2 separate regions of the Homo sapiens genome follow, and region 1 is linked to region 2. Evidence: read pairs that join two places in POLR2A ChIA-PET (ENCODE). Cell type or tissue: PC-9. All regions are shown on one strand. Each heading gives the region's core, and the rest is flanking DNA. Links, peaks and the distances in the headings are about the cores only. Region 1 overlaps IFT81 (intraflagellar transport 81). Region 2 overlaps ATP2A2 (ATPase sarcoplasmic/endoplasmic reticulum Ca2+ transporting 2).

Region 1 (12,332 bases), core at 2,376-10,375, 150 kb after region 2:
GAACCATGAAAAGAGTAAACAGGTAGATAATCTAGAATAATATTGAACATAATATCATGTACGATTTAAATCTATCTAGGCCCCAGCACAGTGGCTCACACCTGTAATCCTAGCATTTTGGGAGGCTGAGGTAGGAGGATTGCCTGAGCCCCTGAGTTTGAGGCCAGCCTGGACAACATAGTGAGACCCCATGTCTGAAAAAAAAATACACATAAAAATTAGCTGGGTGTGGTAGTGCACGCCTGTAGTCCCAGGTACTTGGGAGAATCACTTGAGCCCAGGAGGTTGAGGCTGCAGTGAGCTCTGACTGTACCATTACATTCCAGCCTGGGCAACAGAACAAGACCCCTTCTCAAGAAAATTATATTTAGAATTAAAAAAATATTATCAACAATAGCACTAAATATGGGAAGGAGGTAAACAAAGTTAAAGTGTTTTAGGTTCTTGCATTGCCCAGGACACGGCAATAGTAAAAATTTAGTGAAGACTGGCTGGGTGCAGTGGCTCACACCTGTAATCCCAGCACTTTGGGAGGCCGAGGTGGGCAGATCACGAGGTCGGGAGATTGAGACCATCCTGGCTAACATGGTGAAACCCCGTCTCTACTAAAAAAAAAATACAAAAAAATAGTTGGGCATAGTGGCACACTCCTGTAGTCCCAGCTACTTGGGAGGCTGAGGCGGGAGAATCACTTGAACCTAGGGGGCGGAGGTTGCTGTGAGCTGAGATCGTGCCACTGCACTCCAGCTTGGGCAACAGAGAGAGACTCTGTCTCAAAAAAAAGAAAAAAAAATTTAGTGAAGACTGTAATCAGTCAAGGGTGTATATCATAATCTCTGGCATAAGCACTAGAGTGCAATCACTCACTGGCTAAATGGAACTAAGGACTCTATTACTGTGGCAGGTAGAGTACTGACAGTCCCAGGCATGTTGCAGCAGTGCAATTAATAAGACTTTCACTTGTGGTGAATTGGGGAAGAATACAGGTGGATGGGGATTGTGGTGGCCAACAAAATTTATGGCTCAGATTGCTTTCAAGAGAGTTGGCTGAGAGGAACAGAGCTGACTGATATCCATAGCTGCTGCCCCTCTGGGTCCATCATCATGTTTGCACCAACGCTATGCTTCCCTGGAGCTGCTCTTAGCCAATGACTGAGTACAGCAGTAGTACTAGTGTTGGCCCAGTCCTGCCTGACAAGGGACTCCTCTAATAGGTGACTGGCTCAGGAACTCTCCATCAGCCTGACCAAAACTTTCTCAGAGTTGTGTTGAAGTTTGAGGCTATTTCTACCCAATCTTCCTTTGCCCTTTCCTTTCACAGGTGTCAGACCTGTATCAGAGCCTGAAGGCTTTCCCTGCCTCCTCCTGCTCCCTTCCCTTTACCCTTCATAAGTATGTCCTTCAATAAATCTTTTGTACATGTAATCCCATCTCAGTGTCTGCTTCTTGGAGGATCTGAACTGATACAAAGATGCACTAGACGGTGTAATGTTTCTGGCATTTGAGGAGAAATAGTAACTATAAGGACTATGGAACTGGGGTGGCTATCACTAAACTCCACTGATGGTTGAAGAGATAAAATAACAGGCTCAAATCCATTAATTTGTAATTTATTTATTTATTTTTTTTGAGATGGAGTCTCGCTCTGTCACCCAGGCTGGAGTCCAGTGGCATGATCTCGGCTCACTGCAAGCTCTGCCTCCGGGGTTCACGCCATTCTCCTGCCTCAGCCTCCCGAGTGGCTGGGACTACAGGTGCCCGCCACCACGCCCGGATAATTTTTTGCATTTTTAGTAAATACAGGGTTTCACCGTGTTAGCCAAGATGGTCTCGATCTCCTGACCTCGTGATCCACCCGCCTCGGCCTCCCAAAGTGCTGGGATTACAGGCGTGAGCCACCATGCCTAGCCTAATTTGTAATTTAAAGCAAAGTGATCAAGTTAGAGAACCTCCTTAAGGGCTTTAAAGAAACTCTCATTTCCCCTGGCTAAAGTGCAGAGGGAGCTGAAAACCAGGCACAGGACTAATTTTAAGACTGGCAAAACTCCAGAGAAAGTTGAATTCTTAGTCTAGGCAAATATTCTATGCCAAAGTCAGGGCCCTGACAGAGAAGAAAAAGGGTGCTGAGTCTGGGATGGGGGTATCTGGATAGACCCACTTGAGAACCTTGAATCCCCAGATTATCCTGTATCCTCTGGGCAGTGGCAAATGGCTCAGCTTGTTGGTCAAGGCCCTGGAAGATGCAAGACAGCAAGGACAAGGAGGTCTAGGAAAGAGGCATGTGTTTGAACCTATGGGAGTAGGCACTAAGTATAATGATCTTTTCATTACATGGAAACCGGAAAATGTCCACTGCAGAAGATGCACTGAACAACCAAGTGGAAAGGATGATTTGGCCAGCAGATGTCAGCCAGCCTCTGACATTGGCCCACACAGTGCTTAAACAATGGACTCACAAACAGAATGGCTTTGTTGGTAGAGATGGAAGTTACGTATGAGCCAAATAGCATGGGCTCTCTCTCATCAATGCTCATCTAGCTGCTGCCAATATCAAACGTCTGACCTGCCAGCAACAGAGACCATTCCTGAGCTCTGGGTAAGGAATCATCCCTTGAGGAAACCAACCCCCTATTTTGTGGCAATTTAATAACATCGGACCCTTTCTGCCCTGAAAAAGGTGACATTTCATCCTTAATGGGACTGATCCATATTCTGAGTATAGGTTTGCCTTTCTTGCCCATTGTACTTCAGCCAGCACTACTATCCAAGGGCTAAGAGCATTCAGTCTACTGATGTGGAATCTCACATAATATCACCTCAAACCAAGGGACACACTTTACAGCAAAGGAAGTATGATAGCATTCGTATGACCATATAATTCAGTAATTTTACCACATACTACACTATCTGGAAAGCTGATGGCCTGACAGAATAGTGGAACAGTGTCTTAAACGTAAGGCCCCAGTTGGAACTGGATGGCCTATGAAAATGAGTTCTACCTTTAGGATGGGGTGTACACCTTAAACCGATGCCCATGATATGGTGCTATGTTCCCGATAGAAAGCATAGGTCTCAGAACCATGAGATGAAAGTATAGGTGTCACCACGAACCATGATCCCCAGTGATCCACTTTAGGGAATTATGCTTCCCTTCCAGACAACTGTAGGCTCTGTGGGTATAGATACTCTGGTTGCCAGAGATATTCTGATGGCATGCTTCCATCAGAAGGCACATTAAGAGGCCCTTGACACTTAATGTTCTGACTACCATCTGGTCACTTGAGCTTCTCATGTCAATAGATCAGCAGGCAAAGAAAGCAGGGTATCATAAGGCTATATAGATGCTGCTATATAACAGGGACAGAAAGAAATATATTTAGGACTCAGATGATCCATTAGGGCATATCTTGGTACTCCCATGCCCAGTTTTAACTGTAAATGGGGAAGTATAGCAGCCATGGCCTGGTAAGGGCATGATTACTAGAGTCTCACACTTCTCAAGGATGAGGAACTGGGTCATCCCACCAAGTAAGTCATCTAAACCAGAGGAGGTACTAGCTGAGGTGAGGGAACTCTAGAATGGATAGTAAAGGAAGGAGATGTTGAATATCAGTTATGTCCTTGGAACCAAATGTAGCAATGAGAGTTTCCATTTGTCCCACTAATCTTTCTCCTATAAGTTTTCCTAGAAATTGCGACCAACTAGAATCCTATAGAAGCTATAGCTGGGTGGAGTAAATTTAATGTGACAAACAAGTAGATCCTACTAGTGCAAGGGGTGAACTGTAGTAGATGTTGCTGGTGCCCCACTCAGACCTCATTTGCAAACTGTTATGAATGTTGACTGCTAAATAGCTCATAGTTACCCCTTTCTCCAGAGAGTGCCCTCAGCGAAATGGGAGGTGTCTCACCTAAGAGGTTACACTTGACCACAGCCAAATGACTGACTGCCATGGGGTACAAAAGGCCAGCCCCCTTGCATCAAGATGGAATCAACTCCAGTGCAATTTGTTCCAAAGTTGATCATGGGATCAGAATGAAGCCAGCTCCAGTTGAGACCATGTCCTTTTCTTGCTTGGCTTTTTTCTGCTGCCTCATCTGCTTCCCTCACTCCCCTCCTTCTGAAGGTACTCCCTCAATAAATCACTAGCACAAAGAATTCCCTTCTCGAGCTCTGCTTCTAGGGACCCAACTTAAGAAAAAAATATGAAGCAAAAACTGATGGAACTAAAAAAAGCAACAAAGCCATAATTATAGTTAGAGATTTTTAACACACTTCTCTCAGTAACTGATGGAACAGGCAGACAAAAAATCAACAGGGATATGGAAGATGTGAATATCATGGCTAACATACTGACTGAATTGACATATTTAGAATACTATTCCCAACAACTGCAGAATATACATTCTCTTCACTGCACATGAAACAATTACCAAAACAGACCGTATGCTGGGCCATAATGCAAGACTACAAATTTCACAGGACTGAAATCAGAGTGTGCTCTCTGGTCACAATGGAAATAACCTGGAAATTCATAATAGAAAGGTAACTAGAAAAATCCCCCAAATATTGGATTTTAAGCCATGACCAAAAGGTCAAAGAAATCACAATAGAAATTAGAAGATATTTTGAAGTAAACAATAATGCAGTTACTACTATCAGTTTTAAAGTTAGTGCTGTTAGAATCCATGTTGATTCACAGTAAATTTTCAGTCTTAAGTTCCCTAAAAGCAAATAATATTCATCAGCATGAGACAGTTCATATTGCCAGTTAAAAGGAAACACAACTGGTTGAAATTCCACTTACTTCTACCAGATTATTGCTAGCTGGTAAACCAGCACCCAGATGAAAGTTTCCTCGTTGGTGAAAGAAAAAAAAAAGCCAAATGAAGGAAACCCTGAGGAACTGGCATCCACAATGAGAACAACTTTGCTGTGGGACTACTTTGGGTTTAACTTTTTTCAGACAACCAAGGCACAAACACATAAGGAATAAGCCTGGAGGCAGACTTCCACACAGCACTTCCCTGGATATTTCTTTCCAAAGCTTCTTGGAAGTGGCTGCTTAGAAATTTCTGCCCAGCAGGCCATGATAAAAAAATATTTTACAGTCACTCTCTTGGTATGATAATTTTACTCATATTAACTAACTAACCAAAAGAAAAAACCTACTTGGAATTCAAGTTTTTCTATTAATAACCCCGAAGTCAGCACACACACAAAAGCCAGTGCTTACTGCTACATTAAAAATAAATGAATCAACTTATATGTCATGTCTGTAATTAATCAGAGAAAAGTAATACTTTTATCATTTTTCCAGTAAAAACAATGACTTCAGTATAAAGCTGTAACCCATAAACCTCCTGGCATTTGTATTTATAGTAGCCCAAGATAATACTGTATTACCAGTTGTTGTTGAATATTTTCATGACGTTGCTTAAGAAGTTCTTCAGTCCTCTGCAAAAGACCGAATTCAGCTTTAAGTTCAGCTATTATCTGATGCTTCTTTTTGAAAACTGTACTCTTGCTTCGAAGTTTATTGACATATCGTTTGAACTGTAAAAAAAACACAATATGTAATCTAATGAGTAGAAAAGTAGTAGCTAAATATCATACATCTGTATAAACTCAATATATTCACATTTTTTCTTCTCTACTTCCCAACATGTCACACGTATATAATAATTTCGTTTTATTAGAAAACTTTATATAATAATTATATATTATATAATAACTTAATAATTTAGTTTTATTATAAAACTTCCCAACCCCCATCTTCCTGTCTTCATCCCTAACCAGGTTAAACTCCTGTTACTTATTTGCAGGGCCTATTCAGTTATGTGTAATGTTTGCCATCATTTTAAACTTCAGTTCAGTATTTGTTTTCCCCACTATTCCTTAAGCTTGATGAGGGCAGGACCTGCAAGTATCTTGCTCTAAGCAACTCTACGTTGTATCCTCTGTGTCTGGCACAGTGCCTAATACATAACAGATAATAAATAGTACTTACCAAATGAATTCCTTTATTTATTTATTTGTTTGAGACCAAATCTCACTCTGTCACCCACAATGTTTAAATATTTTGTGTTTTTAATTTTTTGACCCATTATATGTACATATATTATATATATATATTATGTGTATATGTTTAATATATGTATACATATAAAATGTGTGTGTGTGTGTGTGTGTGTGTGTGTGTGTATATATATATATATATATATATATATATATATATATATATATATATATAATTTCGAGATAGGGTTTGCTCTGTTGCCCAGGCTGGAGTGCAGTGGTGTGATAACAGTTCATTGCAGCCTTAACCTCCTGGGATCAAGCAATTCTCCTGCCTCAGCCTCCAGAGTAGGAGGACCACAGGTGCAGAGCACCACGCCTGGCTAATTTTTGCATTTTTTGTAAAGATGGGGTTTCCCTATGTTGCCCAGGCTGGTTTTGAACTCCTCAGCTCAAGTGATTCACCCGCCTTGGCCTCCCAAAGTGCTGGGATTACAGGCATGAGTCACCGTGCCTGGCCTTAAAATATTCTAAATCCTTATATAAAAGCTATTCATTTTAGACTTTACAAATAAGGATTAGGAAAACAGAAAGACAACCTTATAAAAATAAAAAGGTCAAAAAAGAAGAAAAAGTAGGAGATTAATGACCACAATTCTGGTTGTGGTTTTATCATGGTATATCTCATGTACTGTACTATTTTGGTAGCAGTCCATTGGACTACTGGGACTAATATAGCCAACCGGAACCATCAACACTTGTAGCTACTATTTATCACTTAAGAAATGTACTGTGACTATATATTGCTATCAAGCATCTGAGACACTGGGATGGTACCCATCGAAATGTTAAAAAGCTAAGAATATCCCAAGTTAGTGAAGACTCATAGCTATCTAATTTATCTATTTACCTACCCATCATATCAAAGTTATAACTAATAATGGAAAAAAGTTACAACTCTAATGGAAAGACCCCATTATTAAGTAATACCAACTAGAGTTTGGAAGAGCAAACAAAGTAGCATAATATTTAAAGGAATTCAAGGCTGGATGTGGTGGCTCACGCCTATAATCCTAACACTTTGGGAGGCCAAGACAGTTAGATCACTTGAGGTTAGGAGTTCCAAACCAGCCTGGCCAACATGGTGAAACCCCATCTCTACTAAAAATACAAAAAATTAGCCGGGCGTAGTGGCATGTGCCTGTAGTCCCAGCTACTCAGGAGGCTGAGGCAGGAGAATTGCTTGAACCCGGGAGGCGGAGGTTGCAGTGAGCCGAGATCACGCCACTGCACTCCAGCCTGGGCGACAGAGTGAGACTCCATCTCAAAAAAAAAAAAGAATCTTAGCCTTTTTAATGTCCAGTGCTTCTTAAAGCTAATTTTGGGGGATAGTTAATAAATAATTTTATAAATAATAAAAGTAATGAACATATTGTTGAAATTTTGGAAAACAGAAAAAAGGAAAAGTTCACTCAAAGCCACTATCTCAACACAAGCTCTATTACCATATTGGTATTTTTCTTTCTTTCTTTTTTTTTTTTTTTTGAGATGGAGTCTTGCTCTTGTCTCTAAGGCTGGAGTGCAGCCGCACAATCTCCCCTCACTGCAACCTCCACCTCACAGGTTCAAGCAAATCTCCTGCCTCAGCCTCCCAAGTAGCTGGGATTACAGGTGCCTGCTACCATGCCAGGCTAATTTTTGTATTTTTAGTAGAGACGGGGTTTCACCATGTTGGCCAGGCTGGTCTTGAACTCCTGACGTCAGGTCATCTGCCCACCTTGGCCTCCCAAAGTGCTGGGATTACAGGCATGAGCAACTGTGCCCAGCCCACATTGATATTTTTCCTTCCAATTTTTTTTTTCTTTGAGACAGAGTCTCGCTCTGTCACCTAGGCTGGAGTACAGTGGCGCAATCTTGGCTCACTGCAGCCTCTGCCTCCAGGGTTCTAGCAATTTTCCTGCCTCGGCCTCCCGGGTAGCTGGGATTACAGGCACACGCCACCATGCCTGGCTAATTTTTGTATTTTTAGTAGAGATGGGGTTTCACCATGTTGGCCAGGCTGGTCTTGAACTCCTGACCTCAGGTGATCCGCCCACCTTGGCCTCCCAAAGTGCTAGGATTACAGGCATGAGCCACTGCGCCCGGCTTTTCCTTCCAATTTTGAAAGCAAATTCTAAGGTTAATAATTCTAAATTATAAAGTAGTGAAATAGAAAGTACACCATCTCTAAAATTTAATTTTTTTCTAAAATACTTGATTCCTGAGTATACAAAAATTCCTTTAAAATACTAAGATTAAAAATTCTTCACGTTAAAATAAACTTCCAATTCCTAGTTTAGACATCTTTTAAAATTTGACTTAAACTTTGAAAGAGCTGGTCAGGTGCGGTGGCTCATACCTGTAATCCTAGCACTTTGGGAGGCTGAGGTGGGGGGACTGCGTGAGCTCAGGAGTTTGAGACCAGCCTGGCCAGTATGGCCAAACTCCGTCCCTACTAAAAATACAAAAAATAAGCTGGGCGTGGTGGTGTGTGCCCGTAATCCCAGCTACTAGGGAGGCTGAGGCATGAGAATTGCTTGAACCTGGGAAGCAGAGGTTGCAGTGAGCCGAGATTGTGCCACTGCACTCCAGCCTGAGCGACAGAGCGAGATTCTGTCTCAAACAAAACAAAACAAAACAAAACAAAACAAAAAAACAAACTTTGAAAGAACTGAGGAACACACTGTGTTTTAGAAGAAGAAAGTTTAAAATATTTTTCTATCCATGATTAGGTTAGTTTTAATATTAAGGAATCCAGCCCTCACACCACAAATTTTCAATGACTGCGTTACAGAAACTTCTTTAAAAATTAAAAATTTAAGTCATACTAATGTACCTGAAGTCTAATAACTTGCAAATTTTCCTTTTAAAGAATAAATGTGTAAGCCTGACATAACCACAGATTCAGAATCCCTAGAGTAACTATATATGCTATTAAAAGTGTCCTGGGCAAAGTGCCCAAAATGAAATCAACCCTGTTCATCTGCTATCCTCTGTAATATAGAGGCCAATTTTCCCCTTCTCTATCTTGCTGTACTCCAGAACTATTTTTAAAAGCTGAAAGCTATAAATGTTTTTGATGAAAGAACAAACCTACAAATTACTGAGTGTGTTCTATGCTGATTGGTTATTATTTGATATTCATTATATATAATAACTAATGGAAGAGTAGTCTGGGTCAGATCAATCACAGTTACATACGATTAAGCAATAGGTGGCCATCAAAGCATTCTAAGGGCTCTACTATTCCAGAATTAATTAGAAAAAAGAAAACACATTATCAATGTTTTTTCTTCCATTGGTGGTTTCTTTTAATTATCATTTGGATTTTAGGTTATTTTTGGATCTTCAATGTCATACAAAAAACAAAACTGATGAACACATTGAAGCTAAATCTTCAGACTTATAAAACACAAGTACTCATTCCATTAGCGGCCAGAGCAATGGCCTGATCATTTGTGAAGCCTCTGGTAAACTCTGCTGTACACTCAGATGAGAATAAGAGTAAAAATTGCCCTCCTTTTCCCTTCCATTCCTGGTTTACAGGGGTCAAAATGGTAGCTGGAGAGGTAGGCAGTAAATAGAGAGCTGCATGGAGGTGCCAGTAAGGTTGCATAGAGGCATGGCGGGGTACAGGGTCCGGAGGTCAAAGATACTGGGAAATGAGGGGGCTTGGGAAGTTGTATCAGAAGTGTGGACCAGGAGGCTGGTGACTGGGGACACAGGGTAGTAGGGGGAGTTAATGGAGGTACAGGTCAACAGGCTGAATGGCCAAGGATATGCAATGATGGGATTAGGGGCTGAGGAAACACACAGAGACATAGGCTAGCAGGCCTGGCAGCTGAGGACACAGAGGGGTGAGTGAGGAGTCGTGGAAACATAGACACAGAGGGTGAAAATGTGGTTGGTGGGATGGGGACACAGGATTGGTGTGTAAAGAAGGAGGCTGGAGTAGTTGATAGATTATTTAAATTGAGCAAACAAGCAAGTTTATTGATTGAGCAAATAAATAAATGCAATATAGAAAAAGGGAGCCAAATTTCTCAATGCCAGAGAAGATACTGGGCAACAGAGACAGACTCTGTCTAAAAATAAATAAATAAATAAATAAAACAATGAGATACCATTTTCACACCTACCCAACTGGCAAAAATAAAAAATCTTTCAATACCAAGTGTTGGTGATGATGTGGAGGAAGTAGAGAGGGAGATATATAATTTAGAGCAATGGTCTGGAAAACAACTTGGCTTGTCTACTGAAGCAGACACTATACATATTCTATGGCTCACCAACTCCACTTTTACAAGTAGCAGGACTTTTCAAACTATCTGTTAAAGGACGAGTTTTTTAAAAAATTTCTAAACATATGTGCATCAGATACTTTTGTAAAATAACGAAAATACCGAGATCAAATGACTATAAGGGTTTCTAAATGTTTCCTCTCAATTTATATGGCTGCAGATTAGAAGAAACTAACAGTCTCTGGACTGAAACTAGTCTTCAGACCACACTTTGAGTAGCACTGCTCCAGAGCAGACCTTCCTAAATGGGGTATGCTCTGGTACATGCACGTGCCACAAATATTGTGAGTGTGCCAAAATATTAATCCACTCAGCCTTTGCAGTAGCTGGGCAAGATATTATAAAGAACTCTCAGCCAGTCACCTTTAGCTATAAAGGAAAAAAATAATTTTTAAAGGCATAGGAGGTAAGCAACAAATCCTTAGAACATTAAGGAAAAAGCTTCCCATAGTGTATCATAACAGGTAAACCAAATGAATTTGTCAGTAAAGTAAACTACAAAGCTTGCTACTGGGCAGGGAAGCCCATTATAGCAGCTATTACTAATCATTTGTACCCATATACATTTGTAATCTAAATTAGTCTTCTATGAAAGAGCAGCTATCATTTTAGATGCTGAGATCAAATAAGATTAATACTTTATGGTTTATGCTAGCAGGTGCTGAGAGAGTACTCAGTTGTGTGAAACTCTAATCTTTATCTCTGCGTGCATTTGGGTTTTGTAATGGACTAATGCTTTATAGTGCTAGCTTCTGGCTTCAGGACCAATTTTAAAGACTCGGCTCCCCTGTGATCAAAATGGAAATTGACAGATGTTCTTTTTCCTTTTGTGTATTTAGTATGTTTTACAACCTTTAAGAGTAATGATCAGAATCTGGGCTAGCTTTTGTAATGGATAGGCAGTTTATTTCTCTAAGAATGTAACCATTTATAAATGCTTTTCGCTTATCAGGAACTCAAAAGAATTATTGGATTCCAGGCATCATTCTAGATATTTATGTGAAACAAGAATTACTGCTCCTGCTGCAAATTTTCTCCCTCAATATCTGGCATGAAAATGATTTTCAAAGTAATTAGCTGTGAAGACTTGACAAGACTATCATATAATAAGCACTTTACATTGTTTAAGAAACACAAAGCCATTTTTTTTTTTTTTTTTTTTCTGAGACGGAGTCTTGCTCTTGTCTCCCAGGCTGGAATGCAATGGTGCAATCTCGGGTCACTGCAACCTCCGCCTCCCAGGTTCAAGCAATTCTCTGGCCTCAGCCTCCTAAGTAGCTGGGATTACAGGCACACCACCACACCCGGCTAATTTTTTTTTTTTTTTTTTTTTTTTTTTTTTGAGACGGAGTCTTGCTCTGTCGCCCAGGCTGGAGTGCAGTGGCGCGATCTTGGCTCACTGCAAGCCCCGCCTCCCGGGTTCACGCCATTCTCCTGCCTCAGCCTCCCGAGTAGCTGGGACTATAGGCGTCCGCCACCATGCCTGGCTAATTTTTTTGTATTTTTAGTAGAGATGGGGTTTCACTGTGTTAGCCAGGATGGTCTCGATCTCCTGACCTCATGATCCACCCGCCTCAGTCTCCCAAAGTGCTGGGATTACAGGCGTGAGCCACCGTGCCCGGCCTAATTTTTCTTTTTTTTTCTTTCTTTTTTTTTTTATTGATCATTCTTGGGTGTTTCTCACAGAGGGGGATTTGGCAGGGTCATAGGACAATAGTGGAGGGAAGGTCAGCAGATAAACAAGTGAACAAAGGTCTCTGGTTTTCCTAGGCAGAGGACCCTGAGGCCTTCCGCAGTGTTTGTGTCCCTGGGTACTTGAGATTAGGGAGTGGTGATGACTCTTAACCAGCATGCTGCCTTCAAGCATCTGTTTAACAAAGCACATCTTGCACTGCCCTTAATCCATTTAACCCTGAGTGGACACAGCACATGTTTCAGAGAGCACAGGGTTGGGGGATAAGGTCACAGATCAA
Region 2 (12,332 bases), core at 2,386-10,385:
CGGGAGGACTGAAGGCTGATGAACTGACTAGATGGGGCTCAGGGCCCTGCAGCGATCCTGCTGGCCTGCCAGCCACTGAACCGTCTCAGGCAGCAAAGGAATGGGTATGAGTGCTACGCTAGATTCTGTATCATCTCAATCACACGTGTGTTTAGTTTCAATTAAGCATTTGCGCCAATGGCACTGGGATGACTAAAGGAACACGCAATGATTCTGAGGAAGGCGTGGACCTACCCAGGTAAGAGGTCTTGGGCTGGGAGTGGGGGAGGGAAATCCCTTTCAGTACTAGGCTGGCCAAGAACCACAGACCTCACCAAACAAGCCATGGGGCCAAAATGCTGGACCTGCTCTCTCTGCTTCTAAACTACACATGGGTTCCTGCTGTCTCAAGTGGGAAGGGAGGCAAAGAGCTTGTGTTTGGAACTCCTTAGTGAATGAGCAGCATGACAGCTGTTTCCGATCCCTTGGCCAAGGGATGTGAAAAAGATGGGACAAGGGAGCTCTGGAGCAGGGAGACACAAGGATGACAGTATTGCCCGTACTTGTGTGGTCACTGGCTAGTGAGCCAGTGCTGGTTCAGCCCCATTACATGACTTGTTTCCCATCACTCAGTGGAGTAGTCAGAGGTCTAGAATCAAACGACTCAAACCCTCAATCTGTGAAGCTGTTTTCAGGCTGCCTCAGATTTTTAGTTACACCAACTAATAGATCACAGGCAGCGTGGCTCTGCCAGGATCCAACTCCTTGCTTACTGGCAGAGTGAATAAGCCTGGACTGCTTCGGGTTCATGGAAGACACATGGGTAGAGGGAAGAAGCCAAAGGAGTGGTCCAAGGCCTTCATGGCTTTGAGACTGCTATTTGTGAATTGTGCATCAGTTTACTGAAAAGGAATCTATATTTCAGCTGAGACAGTCTCAATTCCAGTGTGAGTTTTGTTTTCTCAGGACAGTATAAAGGAGACAAAATGCTGCCTCACACTAACCGGAAGACCACGCCATACAGGTCATGGAAGGGCTAGGTGTCCCTAACTGCAGGCTGGACATGATGGTCTAGAACTTTTCACCCTGAGATTTTGTGTGGTCACTAAAATGCCTGATATTTGAGGTTATTAAGAAAACAGGTATACTGCTCCCTCCCAACTCAGGCTGTACTACCCCCCAATGACACAATGCCTCCTCATTTGCCCTTATTATCCAGGAAGGGATGAAAGGGCTTATGACATACAAAAAGCATTAAACGTGGTGACAACTAATCATTTTGCTAAATGAGGCTTGCCTTTATACAGCTGTGTATGACAACTAGAAAAGGCTGAGTTTTACCTCTCTCCTCCCCCAGACCTGTTCCTTCAGGCAGGCAGAACCTCTCCCCTTCCCATCGCTCCTTATTCTACCAGGGAACCCTAAGTTACAACAATGTCCTATAAAGAGGCTGCAAAAGTACTGACTGGCAGCCCCATGGTGATGACAGACAGGTAGGTCTGATGCTAAAAAGAGGTATGTTCAGCAGAACCCAATTCCATAGGAATCCAAGCTCCACAGCTAGGAGACAGTGGGCACTGAGGATGAGGCTGTTTGCAGGCAAATGGTCTGGTGGACCTATTAGAGGACCATGTGGCTGTGCAGACCCTGGACTGCAGATAGAGGGTATTCACTCTAAGATAGTGTAGGAGGGCTCTTGCCCAACAAGCAATCACCCTGTCTGCCATATAAAAGGAGCAGCTGCTGCTGCTGCCACACAGCTCAGGAATGATGTTTCCTGGGTGGTGGTTTGTGGGGGCAGGAACCAGACATAGACTTTGAGAGCCTGACTTACGTCCCTAAGCTCCTTCTGCTCCTCCCTGGCTGCTCTGAGAGCATCACACTCCTTCCTCCAATACAATCAGCTTCCGCAGTTCCCATTCTTGAGCTGCTTCTGTAGCTTGCTTCTTCTCTCCCACCTGTCCTTGGCACCCACGTGACCGACTGACCCACACAGACTTTGTGTATTGCAACATCTTATCTGCATATCACTTCTCATCCAAGCAATCATCTACCACTTTGGCCAGGATAAGATAAAGGGAGTTATCCTTCAAGTTTAGCCACTTCAGGCCTTAATTTTTTTTTGAGATGGGGTCTGACTCTGTTGCCCAGGCTCAAGTGCAGTGATGCTGCAACCTAAACTCTAGGCCTCAAGTGACTCTCCCGCCTCAGCTTCCCAAAGTGTTGGGATTACAGGTGTGAGCCACTGCGCCTGGTCCACTTCAAGTTCTTAAGCTGAGCCAAGTGACAGGCAGGGGGACCAGTCTTTTGAGGAGACCCAGGTGCTAGAGACTCAATGGATGGCCATTCTTCACCAGCAGCCGTTGCAAAGTGTTTCTACTGAGGTCTAGGCTCCCCGGGCTTGTGAGGCCACAGAAATCTAAGGGCAGTACTGCAGGACAGGTCCAGTATGGTGGTCTTGGCAGGAGGGAGCAGCAGCTCTTTGAGAGGAACCTCACTCAGGTCCAACTCACTGTGGAGACTCCCCATCCTTGCTACTGGCCCTTGTCATAGTGATGCTGGTCGAATGAGCCCTGTCTCAAAGACTCTGACAGGCAGAAAAAGGCTCAGAGGCCACTTATTTGTTCAGTGTATACATGAACAATGTGGGTGCCCTCTGCCACTGCCACTGCCACTGCCACCACCATCACCACATTGACCTTTGGTATTTGGTTATGCTGGTCTCATCAAATGAGTTAAGAAATGTTTGATGCCCAGGCGCGGTGGCTCATGCCTGTAATCCCAGCACTTTGGGAGGCCGAGGTGGGCGGATCACCTGAGGTCAGGAGTTCGAGACCAGCCTGGCTAGCATGGTGAAACCCCTTTCTACGAAAAATACAAAAAATTAGCCAGGCGTGGTGGCGTGTGCCTGTAATCCCAGCTACTAGGGAGGCTAAGGCAGGAGAATCGCTTGAACCTGGGAGGTGGAGGTTGCAGTGAGCCAAGATCGCGCCATGGCACTCCAATCTGGTGACAGAGAGAAACTCTGTCTCAAAAAAAAAAAAAAAAAAAAGGTTTAATTGAACAGGAAAAGAAAGTGTGGTAGCTGACAGGGGAAATAAGGTCAAAGGAAAGTTTCAAGATAGAAAGACACTATTATTTCCCCCTATGCTGAAGAACATCTAGTAGAGATGGAAATCAATAATGCAGCAAAGATGTTGGGAGGAGGTGGCTTCTGCTAGGAGCAAGAACACTGTTCACAGCACTATGGGAGAAGGCAGCCCCTGTGGGCCCAGAGGGTCGCTCAAGGAAATTAGCTATTGATTGCTTTTATTTTCCTGGTCAAATACACAGGAAGAGCATCTTACCTGAGAGTGAATATGGGGAAGGAAATACTGTAAGTTTGAGGAGATAAGGTATAATTAGTTTTCTAAGAGAGTAGGACAGTGCAGACACTAAGTATATATAGTACGACTGATAAGCAGCATGAACAATAAACCAGGTTCAAATACTCACTGAGTTGCAGGCATTTGCACGTTCTATTTTAGAAAGACCCTTCAATTCGGTATCAAATACATTCATCTTCTCTACTAGGCAAGTGAGAGCAGTCTCTGTAGCTTCTCCAACTTTTTCATACACACCCTTTGCCTGTATTGGTTAAAGGCACAGAAAGTAGAAAAAAGGGAGAAGTACACAGATAAATTTATCTTTAATATTTTTTTTCCACAAAAGCACAATCTGTCCTCTATTACAACACTGTAAGGCCATTTTTATCCTCCTCTGAAACAGGTGACCCAGATAATTAAAAACATACTCAAAGTACAGGTGTGCATGTGATCTTATTCTAATAAGTAGGTTTTTCATTTCCCTTAAATATAAGATGACATCAAACACAGTATTTATTATTTCACCCAAATATAAGAAGCCACTGATCACACTATTAATTCAAAGAGTGCCTTCACATAATAATGTAATTCCATGTCACTGCTTATCATTCTGAAGAGTTCACATTCTGTCTCTGACAGGGACTAGCTTACCTTTGAGACAGAAACTATATCCTTTGCTTTCAGGAAAGCATTTTCTATCCTGGGTTTTATTCATTTATAGTAAGTATGCTATCAACAGAAAGAACATCACATATACTACAACTTTAAGTTAACTAACTGCAATGCTCAGTCACAGAGGATATGTGAAAGGCTCTCAGCTTTCTTTGGTGAGGTCATGCTGGCCCCACCATCAGGTTCTGAATGGAAGGGGGAAACAAAATCAGGCACCCTTGACTTTCAAAAGGGAGGAAGGCAGGCTAGACTTTCATTCCACCCACCCCACCCTTGAACTAGGAACAGCCATTCCTTCTAATTTATGAAGAGACTTACCTCATTGTAATCCAAAGCAGAGTCATTACAAAGAGCACAAATTGTTGCTAATTCTACCAGACCATCATACTGGTGACAATTCACTGGTTTATCATCTTTATGCCTGCCCAAAGAGAAAACACTCTTAGAGCAGGGTATGGTCGCCACTATTGATTCCTCCCGCCCCCTGCCCCCCCGCAATTGTTTAATAATGAAAACAGAATTTCTGGGACAACATACTGGAAAAAATTCCAAACAATTTGATGCCAGAGCCAATATTAGACAAAAACAAAAGAGAGAATGCATCTCTGGTATCAGAAATCAATCAGTAAAAAGACCAGAAATTCTTAATTCAATTCTTCCACCACTGGCTACAGTGAATAACAAACACAAATCCCTCTTGAAAGTTTGGAGCCCAGAAGATGCAAAAAGATGACTGGATTATAACCTTTGGTTCATCTTTCAAAGTTTTTGTTTTAAAAACATTTACTACTTTAGTAATAAGTGTTGACTTGAGCCACATTCAGAAAGCTGTCTTAACTTTGTAGACATGCTGCAAATCAATACAAATACTAAACTGCCACACCAGATCCTTTAAATGAGGAGGAGGGTTACTCACACTTCTCCAATAGGTGCATAAGTTGATCCAGTTATGGTAAACTCATTAAGGGAACAAGTATCACCTTCCACTCTGTCCAGAATGAACATCTGTAGGGGGAGAGCGCATCAGAGTATTTAAAAGGGATTTTTAAAAAATGCTACACAAATAAACTACCTTTGTTAGCTTAGGACAAAGGCAAACAACCTCTTTCATTTACGAAAACAACTTTAATAAAACTCACTGAGGCTCACTCAGCATCAGCAGTACTGTCCCTTACCCTAACTAGCTTAATTATATTAGACTGCTTCGCCCATCACACCCCCGACCAATCGAACAGTATGAAAAACAGCATCACTGAGGTGCTGAATGAATGAGCAGCAGTGGCACCAAAGACACAACAACCCACACAAAATCCAAGTTATGAGGACTCCCGGTCAGCAAAAGGTCAGTTCCAGAGACAAGTTACTCTTTAGATTGCTCAGAATCCCAAATTTCAAATGGCTGGCTGTGAGAGTGGTATTAGGTAGTCCTGCCTTAGAGCTAAGCACAAAAGCTTGGGAAGAATAAACTCACATTTCAGAGTTGCATAAACATTTCCCGAGTAAAATAAGACAAACTGCTTCTCTGCTCCTTCCCACTTATTTTTATTGTGGCAATAGCTCATGTTCTATGAAGCTGCATAACTATATGTATACAGTAAGGAGCCCGCAGAGCTGAATGAATTGATGTTCCCTAGACAATACAGATGGAAGCATGCTTAGGAAAGGATTAATTTTATTTTTTAAAGCGACATAAGCTATTTTCTTAAAGATAATTTTTCCACTGCTTGATTTGCATTCACAAATTATAATTCAGAAGCCCAGTTTGGAAAAGTAAGATTTAGGCTTGTGTTTTCATTGCAAATGAAAACTTGTAAAACCTCCTCTAAAAAGAAAAAATTACAGAAAGTGATGTCAAAACTATATTTTCTCGTGCTTTCTCTGAAATATGAGCAATTAATAATCTGATCAAATCATTCTCTAAGGGGAATTTAAAAAATGTAAAACTCAAGTTAAACAGGCCACGTTGAGCTGGGCACGGTGGCTCACGCCTATAATCCCAGCACTGAGAGGCCAAGGTGAGTAGATCATGAGGACAGGAGCTCAAGATCAGCCTGGCAAAGATGGTGAAACCCGTCTCTACTAAAAATATAACAAATTAGCCGGGCGTGGTGGTGGGCACCTGTAATCCCAGCTACTCAGGAGGTTGAGGGAGAGAAGTGCTTGAACCCGGGAGGCAGAGGTTGCAGTGGGCTGAGATTGCGCCACTGCACTCTAGCCTGGGCGACAGAGCAAAACTCCGTAATAACAGCAACAACAAAGCTATGTTGTGTTTTAAAAACACATCTTTTCAGAGCAATTCATCTCACATTCAATAAGGAAATTAGTTAATCTTTATTTTAAAATAACTTTTTTTTTTTTTTGAGGTGGAGTTTCACTCTGTCGCCTAGGCTGGGTGGACTGCAATGGCACGACTCGGCTCACTGCAACCTCCGCCTCCCGGGTTCAAGTGATTCTCCTGCCTCAGCCTCCCAAAGAAATTATAGGCGCCTGCCAACATGCCCAGCTAATTTTTGTAATATTAGTAGAGACGAGGTTTCACCATGTTAGTCAGGCTGGTCTCGAACTCCTGACCTCAGGTGATCCGCCCGCCTCGGCCTCCCAAAGTGCTGAAATAACAGGCGTGAACCACTGTGCCCAGCCAAAAATGTGAAATTCTTTGAGTCTATACCAAAGCCCAAAATATTCTAAAAGACATTCAGAATCTGAATCTACATTAGCTAAATCTAAATGTACTTAGACATTTTTGACTGTGAGCAAGTCAACCATTTAGGATATGCAGGATGAAAATCTTCCTAAGTCAAGGGCAGTTATGCAATACCACTGCAAGAAGCCTCCTGCAGAATACCAATTAGCACCAGCTTCCTGTTGTGAGGTAGAGCTTCACTCAGAACAGGCAGGCTTTTTCTTTATTATAAGAAAACATTTTAAGCCAAGCCATTCAAGGGAGAAAAGAACAAAAAAAAATTATAGTGAACTGGGAAACTGAAATTTTAAAAATTACAATTTTACACATGGCTTTACACATGGCTTACTTTCACAGACATAAAGACTATTCTGAGGAATTAAAGCTTTCAGGCTAAGTGAGACACAAAATCGTAAATAAGAAAATTCCCTTTCTCTTCCTGAAACAACCAGTATGACAAAACTGACTTTTAGCCAATTCATCCAACCTTTTGGTTCCAAAAAATAAGAACTTAAGTAGCTCAAACACCTTAATATCCTGGAGAAACCTAAGACAAACCTAGAAGCTTTCCACTTTGAAAGTTGGAACACCCCAGTTCTGTCAATTCTAAATGTGGGTTTGGACTTCACAAGGAGCTTGCGGGGGAGGGAGAACCTGTATCTAAAAAATCATCATGAGCTTAAAATTGGCAAGATAAAAATTCACAGGGCTTAACTGATTATAAAACAATTTCCGATGTTAAAAATAATTATCTAAAACCTGACAAAAAGGCCAAGATAACTACACCCTTTCAATATCATACAGAAGCATTATTTAACAAGCCCATTCTAGGAAAATGTAACACTGTGTTACTAAATAAATGCTCATGTTATATGAGGTTTCCCTGTAAGACATTAGTTTTGTAATCTAACCTAGCAATCCCTATTCTAATATTCTAATATTGAACACTTCCTCAAATACAGATTCCCTTGCTAATTAATGAGCCGAATAAAATATGTGACAAATGTCTACTCTGTATGAGTCATGTGTACCTTTTGGAATAGACTTGTACCAAGTTGTTTAAGCAAAACCTAAGGAAAGTGAATTATACAAAATAATCCAGCTGTATAATTATTGCATTATTTATTCAGTTGTTACTTTTCTAACAGCAGGTTTAAATTATTTATTTTATCAAATGATGGTCAAAAAATATAGGATGGCCGGGCGCGGGGGCTCACGCCTATAATCCCAGCACTTTGGGAGGCTTTCAAAAGCGGGTGGATCACTTGAGGTCGCGAGTTCGAGACCAGCCTGACCAACATGGAGAAACCCTATCTCTACTAAAAATACAAAAAATTAGCCGGGCGTGGGGGCGCATGCCTGTAATCCCAGCTACTTGGGAGGCTGAAGCAGGAGAATTGCTTGAACCCAGAAGGCGGAGGTTGTAGTGAGCTGAGATCGGGCCATTGCACTACAGCCTGGGCAACAAGAGTGAAACTCCATCTCAAAACAAGAACAAACAAACAAACAAAAATATATATGATGAATACACAGAATAAAGCAAGTTAAAAGCAATTTTAGTCAGCCCTCTGTACCTGTGGGTTCCACATCCACGGTCAACTAAACAGCAGATGGAAAAAATAACTGCATCTGTACTGAACATGTACATTTTTTTCTTGTCATTATTCCCTAAACAACACAGGTTAACTATCCCTAAACAACACAGTTTAACTATTTACATATCATTTATAATATTACGTTAGGTACTGTAAGTAATCTGGAGATGTTTTCAAGTATACTGGAGGATGAACAAGGTTATATGCAAGTACTGAACCATTTCATTTCAGAGACTTGAGCATCTGCAGAGTTTGGTATCTGAGGGAGGTCCTGGAACCAATCTCTAATGAATACAGAGAGATGACTATCTACTTTTTGAGAAAAAGCACGCTTCATTCAACATGTGATAGAAAAACCAATTAGGACTTCAGGTAGGGAGGTTAACTAGCAGCTTTCTCTAGAACTTGTCTATTAACATACACCTAGAGACAGAGGATCAGGAAAATTAGAAAGGAGGCTGAGTGTGGTGGTTCATGCTTATAATCCCAGCTCTTTGGGAGGCCAAGGCAGGAGGATCACTTGAGCCCAGGAATTCAAGACCAGCCTGGTGACATAGTGAGAACCTGCCTCTACAAAAAAAAATAAAAAAACTAGTGGGGCATGGTGGCATGCACTTGTGGTTGCAGCTACTTGTGAGGCTGGGGTGGGAGGACTTGAGCCTGGGAGGTTGAGGCTGTAAGTGAGCCACAGCTGTGTCACTGCACACTAGCCTGGGCAACAGAATGAGACCTTGTCTTTTTTCTTTTCTTTTCTTTGAGATGGAGTCTTGCTTGTCGCCCAGAATTGAGAGCAGTGGTGTGATCTTGGCTCACTGCAACCTCCGCTGCCCAGGTTCAAGCAATTCTCCTGTCTCAGCCTCTCGAGTAGCTGGGACTACAGGTGCACGCCACCACTCAGCTAATTTTTGTCTTTTCGGTAGAGACAGGGTTTCACCATTTTGGTCAGGTTGGTCTCAAACTTCGGACCTCAGGTGATCCACCCGCCTCGGCCTCTCAAAGTGCTGGGATTACAGGCGTGAGCCACTGCGCCCAGGCTTTTTTTTTTTTTAATTAAAGGAAAATATAATTTCTCTAATTCTCTTACATCTAATACAAGTATATCAGCCATACAGATATCCTGTATTTTGTGAAAGTTTTAGGAATTAAATGATTAGATCCTCTCAAATATTAGAAATTAAGCTCAGGCTATACATACAGCCCACAGAAATGTATGAAATTACAAATCAAAAGTTTTGATGGCATGAAGGCATATTGGTAGGATGAACAAAGAACCACGACACGGAATATTCTAAATTACTCCTCTTACCCTGCAGACTGACATCTGGTTTGTTGTAAGTGTACCAGTCTTGTCTGAGCAGATAACAGAAGTACAACCAAGGGTTTCCACAGACGGGAGGCTTCGAACAATGGCATTTTTCTTTGCCATTCTGCGAGTTCCAAGAGCCAGGCAGGTGGTGATGACTGCAGGCAGACCTTCAGGAATGGCTGCTACAGCCAGGGCCACTGCAATTTTAAAGTAGTAAATAGCACCTCTGATCCAGGACCCTCCATGAACCGGGTCATTGAAGTGCCCAATATTTATGATCCAGACTGCAATGCAAATAAGGGAGATGACTTTGGAAAGCTGTTCCCCAAATTCATCTAGTTTTTGCTGAAGGGGTGTTCTCTCCTGTTCTGTTGCCACCATTTCATCCCGGATCTTGCCAATTTCGGTGTTAACTCCAGTTGCTACCACCACTCCCATAGCTTTCCCAGCAGCAATGTTTGTACCCTAGGACAGAAGTAGAGAACTGGTCACAAGATGAATACCACATCCCAACTTAAATACCGACGCTGGTTTTTGACTAGGGCACCCAGATTCTCTACACATTCTACTAGGTCTTCCACTGGCTACTGTTCAAGCAACCAGCCATACAACTGTGACAACAAGCAATGCTCCATGTGCTACTTACTTATGTCAGGCAGCTCTGTACTGACCCACCTAGATTTCTATTTGAGCCCGGCTTGCAGACCATCTTCAAGCAGTGCTCTTAACCCCTCTGTGTTCCCAATTTTTCAAACTCATATAGTTCAACTCTAAGCATTCTCCACTTCTGGCTCCAACAACTCAAGGCCCCTACTTTTCTCACTGTAATAGAAACGGCAACTAGCCCCATGGGCTATCTTGACAACCCCTACTCATGTGACAGGGTCCAAAAACCAAAGAAATCAAATGTGAGCAGTCTCTCCCATGCCACTTTAATTCCTAGTGTTATAAGAGAAGGACATGGCTTCACTATTTTCAGGGTACCTCTATTTACTTACTATGGGTAGTAGTCAGGTTCTCATACAAACCCACAAATGTCCCCAACTTAAAATCATTTCCTCACTATTCAAAGAATTTTTCACATCAATAGAAAAAGTGAAATAGTAAAATGAACATTCATATACTTTGCACCTAGACTCACCATTATTAATGGTTTGCCATGTTTGCTTTCTCTCTCTCTCTAAACACGCACCTTTTTATTGTGAACCACATACAAATAGCAGCTGTCATCTACATCATTTTGAAAATACCCTTTATTGGCTAAGGCTTTTCCAAACAAATCTACTTTTCAACTATGTTTGCAGGTAAGAGTTTGAAGATGTATAAGCTAGTCATTATTTTTTGGTCCCCCAAAACTTGCCAATTAAAAGACATCTAAGTCACACGTTATGTTACTGCCATATTCTGACACCTAAGACTGACCATGAAAAGTGTGATTATCCTTTAGAATGATAGCCAGTGATGGTTGGCAGTGAAAAACATAACATTTGATTAGGCTTTGGAAATGTCTGTAAATAAAAACACATTTCATAAAGTACTTACAGAAAACAGCATGTTCTTTTTATCTTGGTTGACAGCTCGTGGGTCAGGGACGGGATCAGTGTGCTTGATGACAGAGACAGATTCACCTAAGCGGGTTGTGAGACAGAAAAAACAGATCTCTGCGACCCACACCAAGAACCTAGAACCTCTCATTCATGCCCACCCATTACCACTCTTGGGATACTGTTAGTGTGAGAAAAGGTTGGCAAAAGGCCCAATTCATTCAAAGGAGGTAAGCTGGGAAAACTTAGTAATGGAAATTAATACCAGAACAAAGGGTGTCAGGATAAAAATCAACACAATTCCAAAATAAAAAAGTGAATTTTCAAGTAGAATCCCCATTGATTATTTTCTGGAGTAACTATTCAAATTAATTTATTTTTCAGTAATCATTTTATACTCTGATACTGTGACTGTATTATTTACATATATTTGTTGTATACTTTAATAAATACTTTAACATATATACTGATACTTTTTTTTTTTTTCGAGACAGAGGTCTTGCTCTATCACCCGGGCTGGTGCAATGGCACCATCACAACTCACTACAGCCTCAACTTCCTGGGCTCAAGCAATCTTCCCAACTTGGCTTCCTGAATAGCTGGGATTACAGGCACCCAATACCACGCCGGGTTAATTTTTTTGGTATTTTTTTGTAGAGATGAGGTTTTACCATGTTGCCCAGGGTGGTCTCCAACTCGTGGACTCAAACAATTTGCTCATCTTGTCCTCCTCAAAGTGCTGGAATTACAGGTGTGGGCCACATCTGGCTATGCTCTGGAGTAGCAATTAGCAAGTGTACTGGAAAGATCGCATGGTAAATAAAGAACTACTTTTTTTTTTTTTTTGAGACGGAGTCTTGCTTTGTTGCCCAGGCTGGAGTCCAGTGGCACAATCTTGGCTTACTGAAACCTCTGCCTCCCGGGCAATTTTCCAGCCTCAGCCTCCCAAGTAGCTGGGATTACAGGCATGTGCCACCATGCCCAGCTAATTTTTGTATTTTTAGTAGAGACAGGTTTTGCTATGTTGGCCAAGGCTGGTCTCAAACTCCTGACCTGAGGTGATCCCCCCACCTCGGCCTCCCAAAGTGCTGGGATTACAGGCATGAGACACCATGCCCAGCTGATTTCAATTTAAAAATCATGTCATAGATATATAATTAGGGTCAATCTGAGTAAAATATGTCTCTA

What was found. ChIA-PET counts read pairs that join two places held together with the same protein. Peaks named below come from ENCODE experiments on the same cell type or tissue, not always from the same donor. Only the 100,000 strongest peaks of a DNase experiment are listed, where the experiment ranks them.
Region 1: POLR2A ChIA-PET joins it to region 2 with 10 read pairs; 2 of 35 experiments call an interaction of 5 or more read pairs at or near these places.

Annotation. Positions count from the first base shown.
Region 1 is chr12:110,173,647-110,185,978 of GRCh38, reverse strand. It overlaps IFT81 (intraflagellar transport 81), which reads right to left. Exons shown (of 19, transcript NM_014055.4): 12 at 5,408-5,557. Among named protein-coding and RNA genes, the nearest start is that of IFT81, 55 kb to the right of the region's middle. In PC-9, for the core only: no CTCF peak of the experiment used is centred there; no DNase peak of the experiment used is centred there.
Region 2 is chr12:110,325,286-110,337,617 of GRCh38, reverse strand. ATP2A2 (ATPase sarcoplasmic/endoplasmic reticulum Ca2+ transporting 2) reads right to left here. Exons shown (of 20, transcript NM_170665.4): 7 at 11,143-11,228; 8 at 9,601-10,065; 9 at 4,933-5,021; 10 at 4,335-4,437; 11 at 3,475-3,606. Among named protein-coding and RNA genes, the nearest start is that of ATP2A2, 50 kb to the right of the region's middle. In PC-9, for the core only: no CTCF peak of the experiment used is centred there; no DNase peak of the experiment used is centred there; H3K27ac peaks cover 1,068 bases.